3 separate regions of the Homo sapiens genome follow, and all the other regions are linked to region 2. A link is an interaction called in ENCODE POLR2A ChIA-PET data of the cell type or tissue named here. Cell type or tissue: A673. All regions are shown on one strand.

Evidence for each region. Peaks named below come from ENCODE experiments on the same cell type or tissue, not always from the same donor. Only the 100,000 strongest peaks of a DNase experiment are listed, where the experiment ranks them.
Region 1: POLR2A ChIA-PET joins it to region 2 with 7 read pairs; 1 of 35 experiments calls an interaction of 5 or more read pairs at or near these places.
Region 3: POLR2A ChIA-PET joins it to region 2 with 33 read pairs; 1 of 35 experiments calls an interaction of 5 or more read pairs at or near these places.

What each region holds. Positions count from the first base shown.
Region 1 is chr3:77,146,562-77,149,061 of GRCh38, forward strand. All of the region lies in intron 2 of ROBO2 (roundabout guidance receptor 2), which reads left to right. Among named protein-coding and RNA genes, the nearest start is that of ROBO2, 110 kb to the left of the region's middle. In A673, no CTCF peak of the experiment used is centred here; a DNase peak (open chromatin) is centred at 1,450.
Region 2 is chr3:76,810,635-76,813,134 of GRCh38, forward strand. It overlaps a transcript of ROBO2 not described here. Among named protein-coding and RNA genes, the nearest start is that of ROBO2, 230 kb to the right of the region's middle. In A673, no CTCF peak of the experiment used is centred here; DNase peaks (open chromatin) are centred at 977, 1,847 and 2,367; H3K27ac peaks cover 2,221 bases.
Region 3 is chr3:77,425,730-77,428,229 of GRCh38, forward strand. All of the region lies in intron 2 of ROBO2 (roundabout guidance receptor 2), which reads left to right. Among named protein-coding and RNA genes, the nearest start is that of ROBO2, 390 kb to the left of the region's middle. In A673, no CTCF peak of the experiment used is centred here; a DNase peak (open chromatin) is centred at 1,032; H3K27ac peaks cover 2,492 bases.

The DNA of each region.
Region 1 (2,500 bases), 340 kb after region 2:
GGTCTTTTCCAAAGTTACCTTTCCTTGATCTCTTCCAATGATGTCATTGCAAAAAATTGTCTAATTTATCAAAAAAACAACATGAAATTCAGGTATGCGTACAGGTGTAAAAAGGCCAAGATTTGGCCAGGCATGGTGGCTCACGCTTGTAATCCCAGCACTTTGGGAGGCCGAGGAGGGCAGATCACTGAGATGAGGAGTTCAAGACCAGCCTGGCCAAAATGGTGAAGCCCCATCTCTACTAAAAGCATAAAAAATTAGCCGGGTGTGGTGGCACGCGCCTGCAGTCCCAGCTACTCAGAGATTGAGGCACAAGAATCACTTGAACCCAGGAGGCGGAGGTTGCGGTGAGCCAAAATTACGCCACTGCACTCCAACCTGGGTGACAGAGCGAGACTCTGTCTCAAAAAACAAAAAACAAAACAAAACAAGAAAAATGGCCAAGATTTAGTAAATATGTACACTGGGGACTCATATCTGGGATATATGCAATATGCACCTGTTTATGGTAGAAATTTTTTTACCTAAGAAGAAACAATACTATCATCTTTCTATTTCAACTTGTTTACTAAATTATAATTTTCTTAGGTTTAGCAAATGCTCATTTAGTAATTGTGTCATCCTGCATCTGGGCTTCTAGGCTTTGAATTAGAAAATCTGAGACTGCTTGCTGCCTTTGGTATTTATTAGTTCCATGACCTTCGGTGAGTTCTTTAATCTGCCTGAAGCTCAGTATCTTCATCCACAAAAAGGGAGCACTGGTGCCCACTTGAGGGGGCCCTAAAGGGTGGAAATTTAATGACATGATAATTGTGAGTGCTCTTTTCAAACTGTAATGTGTTATATAAACATCAGATATTGTTACTATTAAGACTGATGTCATATAAGATTAACCATGGTCTCCAAAAGATACAATACTCATAGTTTCATTACTAAATAAACTTTTAAAGTAAAACCAAAATACTTTCAAAAATAAATTGTATTAATTATTACCACCATAATACTGAAAGTTTTATGGAAATATTTCCTCTCTAAAGCACACCGTTGTATGTTAGAATGTTTTCCTGGTGTACTCTTTTACTATGTGTAATTTAAAAAGTAATTCTAGACTATCAAGATAGAATTTTATTATAATATTACTGCTTAATATGACACTTTCTTCTAATTTTATTGTGCCAAGAATTTGTGCAAAAGTTACACAGGCAGATAGTTACCTTCTTTTTTCCTTTGGGTTTTCAATACGTACTCTAACAAAGGAAAGATGAAAGAAATCAGGGAGAAGATCTGGCATTTAGAAACACACACTCCCTCCCACACACACATCCACTCCGAAAAGTTATAAAGGATCTGTTGAATTTGGGGGATACCTTGAAGAACTTCAAGCTGTCACCATTTCACTACCCCATGCGGTTTGAGCAAATGAGCAGCCTTGAACTTTGCACACAGAGACGCGAGGCCTGGGCAGAAGGCAGTGCATCTGCAGGTCCTTGCATGACTAATTTCCTGTCAGCAAGTGATTTTATTATCATTTAAATAAGAATGGATAATAATAGCTGTAAACTTGGCAGATGGCTGAATTGGTAAATTTTAAAGGAGGTAGGTTTGAAATACTTCTGTGCTTCCTCCTTCAATGCCTTCACCCACTCCTTAAGCCCCGTGGCAATCAACTATTTTGGTTACCACTTTTGATTTAACCACTGTGTTCATTCCTATCGATTAAAGGGGCTTTAATAGCACAATATTGTGATGGCTGTTTAAGCAGAGGACATACTGTGTTTCATTGCTTCTTATTTACACTGGGCAAGGGGGAAGCCCAGTTATTGGTAGGTACTTCCCTCTTCTAATCATTTCTGCATGAAACTTTTTTTCTTTCTCTCTTCACTCAACGCTTAAGAGGAAAGGAAAACTACTTGAACTTCTTAGTTCGTATTTCTCATATAAAGTTAAAACAATGTATAAAAAGAACTATTGTGTATTCAGTTCTCATGTTCCCATTCCTTAATCAACACAGGCTTATCAATACAGCAATAAATGAGGACAGTCTGAAGCACAGGAGAGATCACTAATATTGCAGCCAATTTTCTTTCCTAAAAAGTACAGGCGCAAAAATAATTCATATCAGATGAGGTCTTACAAATATTAAACACCATTATGTCAAGCAAATACCGCTAAATATGAAACAAAATATTGACTCTATTACATAATATAGTTATGGTTAACAAAATAAATCTAATAGGGAATTTTAAACTACCAATTTAGCTTAATTAAAAGGTACAATTTCCTCAATCCTGATTAAATAACAGTAAAAGCATAGATTGAATCCACTCCCTCTGAGATTTTTAAAAGAATGTTTGAGAAAGCTTGATGTTGGAGTTATAATTACACAACAGTAATCTGCTTATTCCTTTGACTTAAGGTATTAAGATCGCTACTAACCAAAGTTCATTAATTGAAAGCTTGGAGACAAAGTAAATTTTTTTTTTTTTTTTTTTTTGAGACA
Region 2 (2,500 bases):
CACAATTTAAAAGGATTCAAGACTACTGAATATTATCATTTTGCTGAGTATTTAGCATGAAGGTTTTAGGTACAATATTTTATGTAACATTACCCAAGAAATGGTGAAAAGCTAACCTGAAAACAAAAAATTACATAATTTAGCTTTTAAAATTCCATTTGTAAGTGTAGTAAGAGACTGGCATTTGAAATTAAGAAAGGTATTAAGAAACAAAGCATTACTATTTGGAGAAGATAGATAATTCCTTCCAAGACTAAACTATTTAGTGACAGTATGTGAGATGAAGATAATTTGGTTGTTTATTAATAAGATGCAAGTTACTTGCCTAATGAACCATTTTAATCAGTGATTTATCAGTTAATCAGTGTTAATCAGCATTTCATTACTAAATAAGGACTTCATGATGAGGTGGACAAACTCATAGTGTTGCATGACTAATAAGCAGACATCAATTTTTTTCAAAATGATTTTTATTATTGAGGTCTATAATATTCAAAGTTTGGGAAAAGACTATCTTTAGGTTAGCAGAATCCAGTGGCTTCATGAGAGAAGTCCAGCATTTGTGGTTGGATGATTTTGAGATATAGAGTACTTGGTGAATGTCCAGCTTTTCCAAGAACAAGGACCTGGAGAAAATGATGGTATTGTTAACTCTAAGTGAAAACACAGAATAGTCTCAGATAAATTATTATTTCATGTTTGTTCATTTTTCATTTTCTTATCAGTAAAATAATATTGCTTATGTCATACCTTAAAAGGATGAAATTCTAGAATGTTGAGATAAAATCAAACAGATCTTGGGAAGTAGTTGTTCAACTATTCTCTTTGCTCATCAGAGGATGTCTGGAACATTAGATTTGGTTTTAAATGTCGTGTTTTAAATGTTGTGGACTTTATACCTCATCCAAACTCCTGGTGACCAACTCACCCATAACTACAAGTTTTGGTGAATCATCACCCTGTAGGCATTTTTAGCTCTGGGCCTTGTGTCCTCTGAGCTAGAAAACCAAATCTCAATTCTTGACATTCACATCAAGAAAGGATTGGGAGACAGACTGCTGTAATTTCAAGACTTCATGCCTATATCTCATCTCCAGACTGCTTGTCTGGCTTTTTGCTTAATTACCTTTCTCTCTTTCCCTCCTTCCTTCCTTCCTTCCTTCCTTCCTTCCTTCCTTCCTTCCTTCCTTCCTTCCTTCCTTCTTTCCTTCCTTCCTTCCTTCCTTCCTTCCTTCCTTCCTTCCTTCCTTTTTTGAGATGGGGTCTCATTCTGTATCCCACGCTGGAGTGCAATGGCACAATCTTGGCTCACTGCAACCTCCACCTCCCAGGTTCAAGCGATTCTCCTGCCTCAGCCTCCCAAGTAGCTAGGACTATAGGTGCCCACCACCATGCCCAGCTAATTTTTGTATTTTTAGTGCAGACAGGGTTTCACCGTGTTAGCAAGCCAGGATGGTCTTGATCTCTGGACCTCATGATCCACTTGCCTCAGCCTCCCAAAGTGCTAGGATTACAGGTGTGAGCCACCGTGCCCAGCCTCATTTTTTTAGTAAGGGAGCTGGATACAATTCCAGGTGATGTCCTTCCTAAACTGCTAAATTTATTTTATGTTAAATGATTTGCAGCATTATTTCTTATATTGAAACAAATTGATATACCACAGGCTAAAAATTTTAAAAATTATACAAATTTTAAAGATAAAAGCTATTTGAAAAAAAAAAAAAAAAAACGTGTTTGAAGTAGGCCATTTCATGCCCAAAGACCATGAGTATTTGAGCATCGCAGCCCTTAGTTATCAGAGAGATTTGTAAATCTGGGAAGGATTTTTGGGGGACTTGAGTGAAACAGAAGTTTCTGCCTTAATTTAAAAAAAAAGGGAAACTTGAACAACAAAACACAATAACAGAAAAGAATTGGACATCTATGGTATTTTTCTACCTTTCTGGATTACAATCAATTATGTATTATGATGACTTTTTAATCTTTCTCTCAGAAAGAAAATATTCAGTTGCACACAGAAGCAAAAAATATTAGTTCTCAAATAAAAAACTTATAATTAAAATAAGACAGTAGAGCTTTCTAAAGTGTACTCATAAAATATTAATAGATATCCTGCCAACACTTTTTAAACATAAGAAATGCAACTGTGAAAGACATAGAGCAAAATTAGTAACGGAAGAAATTTTCTCACAAGTGTTATTAATGGCATGAACAGAAATCCAATTAAATGTAATCTGTTTCCTACAATAAAAGTGTCCTGGCACAGAAGTATAAATTTTTTTTTTTTTTTTTTTTTTTTTTAGCAAATCTCATCCATGACACAAATCAAAAAGACACTTGCTTAGGAGATTCCTCAAATAGTTGAATAAATAAATACATCTTATTGTTTGTACTGGCACACTTACTGAGCAAGCTTTGGAACTTGGAAGAATATTAAAACAATTTCTATCAGGAAATTCGAGTGAACATAGCACACAGACTCTTTTAAGTACAGTCATAG
Region 3 (2,500 bases), 620 kb after region 2:
TCTCGGCTCACTGCATCCTCCACTCCTGGGTTCACGCCATTCTCCTGCCTCAGCTTCTCGAGTAGCTGGAATTACAGGCATTCGACACTACACCCAGCTAATTTTTGTATTTTAGTAGAGACAGGGTTTCACCATGTTGGCAAGGCTGATCTCGAACTCCTGATCTCAAATAATCTGCCTGCCTCAGCCTCCCAAAGTGCTGGGATTACAGGAATGAGCCACAGCGCCCAGCCCCTTAATATGATTCGTGGTGTGACTAGAAACCATGAAAGAATTTAAAGCCAAGGAGTGCATGACCCAGTTCATATTTTCTAAAGATTCCTGGGATTACTGTATTGAGGTTGGATTGGGAGGGAGCAAGAACGAAGCAGGAATGTCACGTTAAAGGTCGTTCAGCTGTCCAGACAAGAAATAATGGTGGATTTGGCTAGGGTGATGGCAGTGGAAATGGAGCAAAGTGAGCATATTCTAGAAATACTTGGGACATTGAGCTGTAAGGACTCCAAGTGCCGGCTTCATGATGTGTGGGAAAGACTGATCAAGGAGAATCGATGGGTTTCTAACTTGAACAACAGGATGGATAAAGGAACCATGAACAGAGATGGGGCCCACTGTGGCGGGCAGGTTTTGGGGGTGAAGAAGATGAGTTCCACTTTGTATTCTGAATTGGAGATACCTGATTGTCGTGAAGGTTAAGATGCTTCAGAGTGTTCAGAAATCAGGCGTGAGATTAAGGTAACAGATAAGGATTTGAATAATGGGAATATATAGATAATTGAAGGTATAGAAATTCTTTTTCTTGATCATAAAGGGGGAAACCCTATTTGAATGTGGTGTGTATAATGTAAATACCTACACACACATACATATGTGTGTGTCTGTGTGTGTGTGTGTGTGTGTGTGTGCATAAAACCTAAGGAGTAAAAAGAATAGCTGATATCATTTGGTCAGGAAGGAAGGAAGGAAGGAAGGAAGGAAGGAAGGAAGGAAGGAAGGAAGGAAGGAAAGTTTTTCTTGATTGAAGAAACCCATGTTCAATTCAACCTTACACATTGAAATCATTTACTAATTTGCTTTCATTTACTAATTTGCTTTAATTTTCCCCCACAAAGCTGTATATGAATGTAAAAAGAAAATGATTAAAAATACAAATAAGATTAACTCAGCTTCCAAAGTTCATATAGGGTAAGAATTTGCATTGAAAATCTGATGAAAGTGTTTGAACTCTATGTTCTCTCCCAAGAGTCATACTCCTTTTAAAATTTGCTAACAGCGAACTTCATATTTTAATTTAACATTGAGCTGAAGCCTCTAAAAGTGACATTTCTACATGGAAGGTGTGCCAGATTCCTGGAGAGGGCATATGGAATGTGCGGAATATGAGCAACCTGTTTGTAGGCATCTGGAGGCACTGGAAAAGGGATGAGGTTAACCTGAAAACCACTGGATTCAGGATTAGAGTAGCCTCTCTTGCCGCTGATCCTGAAGTTGTATCTTATGGAAGCATTGTCAGACCACAGAACGCTTGCTACTGAAAACACAGGGCTGAATTAATAATTGCTAATCTATATTTTATTTATGATGTGCTAGTCAGTGTTGTAAGCACTTGATGTATTATTTCATTTAATTATTACAATTCCCTTAAAATGGGTGCAATTGCTATCTCTATTTTATAACTGAAGAAATTGAAGTGAGCTTAAATAATTTGTAGAAGTTCACGTATCTCATAAGTGGTACACCTAGGATTTGAACTCCTGTTCGCACAAAGCATGTATCGTAATTGTTATTTGTTGTTTGGGATGAGTGGGTTGAGGGGACAAGAAATTTCAATCCCAAAGGAAAGAAATGCTGTCTTTCCTGGATGTTAGTTGATTTCCTGGAGTGAATGGCCTTCTGGCTCCCACTGGCCAGGGAAAAAGAAAGAAAATAACAGCAAGTCGTTAATTCATAAAACAATTTTCCCAAGTGCAAGGCTTGCAGTTTCTGCACCTGCTACGTTGCTGACTCATCTCACCTGAATCATTTAGTCAGCTTCATTGTGTTTGCTAAGACTGCTAATTATCCTACTGGAATAATTTAAACTATCAATAAAGAATGCAATAAATCATTAAAGATATGGTTAATAGGGAGAGATAATTTTGACTATTCAGCTTGCATTGATCCTTGATATAAAAAGATTAATTTTATATTCCGTTTTTAACCTTACAGGCAACCATTAGCCATTTCTTTTCACAGAGTTGAGCTGAGCTGGTTTTTCATTAAAAATGTGGCATTTATCTTATTGAATTCTAGCTGTGATATCTCATTCCAGGAACAAAAATATATTCTGACTTACCAAGAAAGCACAACAAGACAAATGTTACATTTTTAATAAAAGTCATTGTAAACAAATTTTTGAAATTTTTATGCTTTTTAATCTACCCAAGTATACATCCTCCTTATTCCTATTAATTTAGAAAATTGATATCTTTTCCCCTTAAAACTATAGGAATTATGTGAT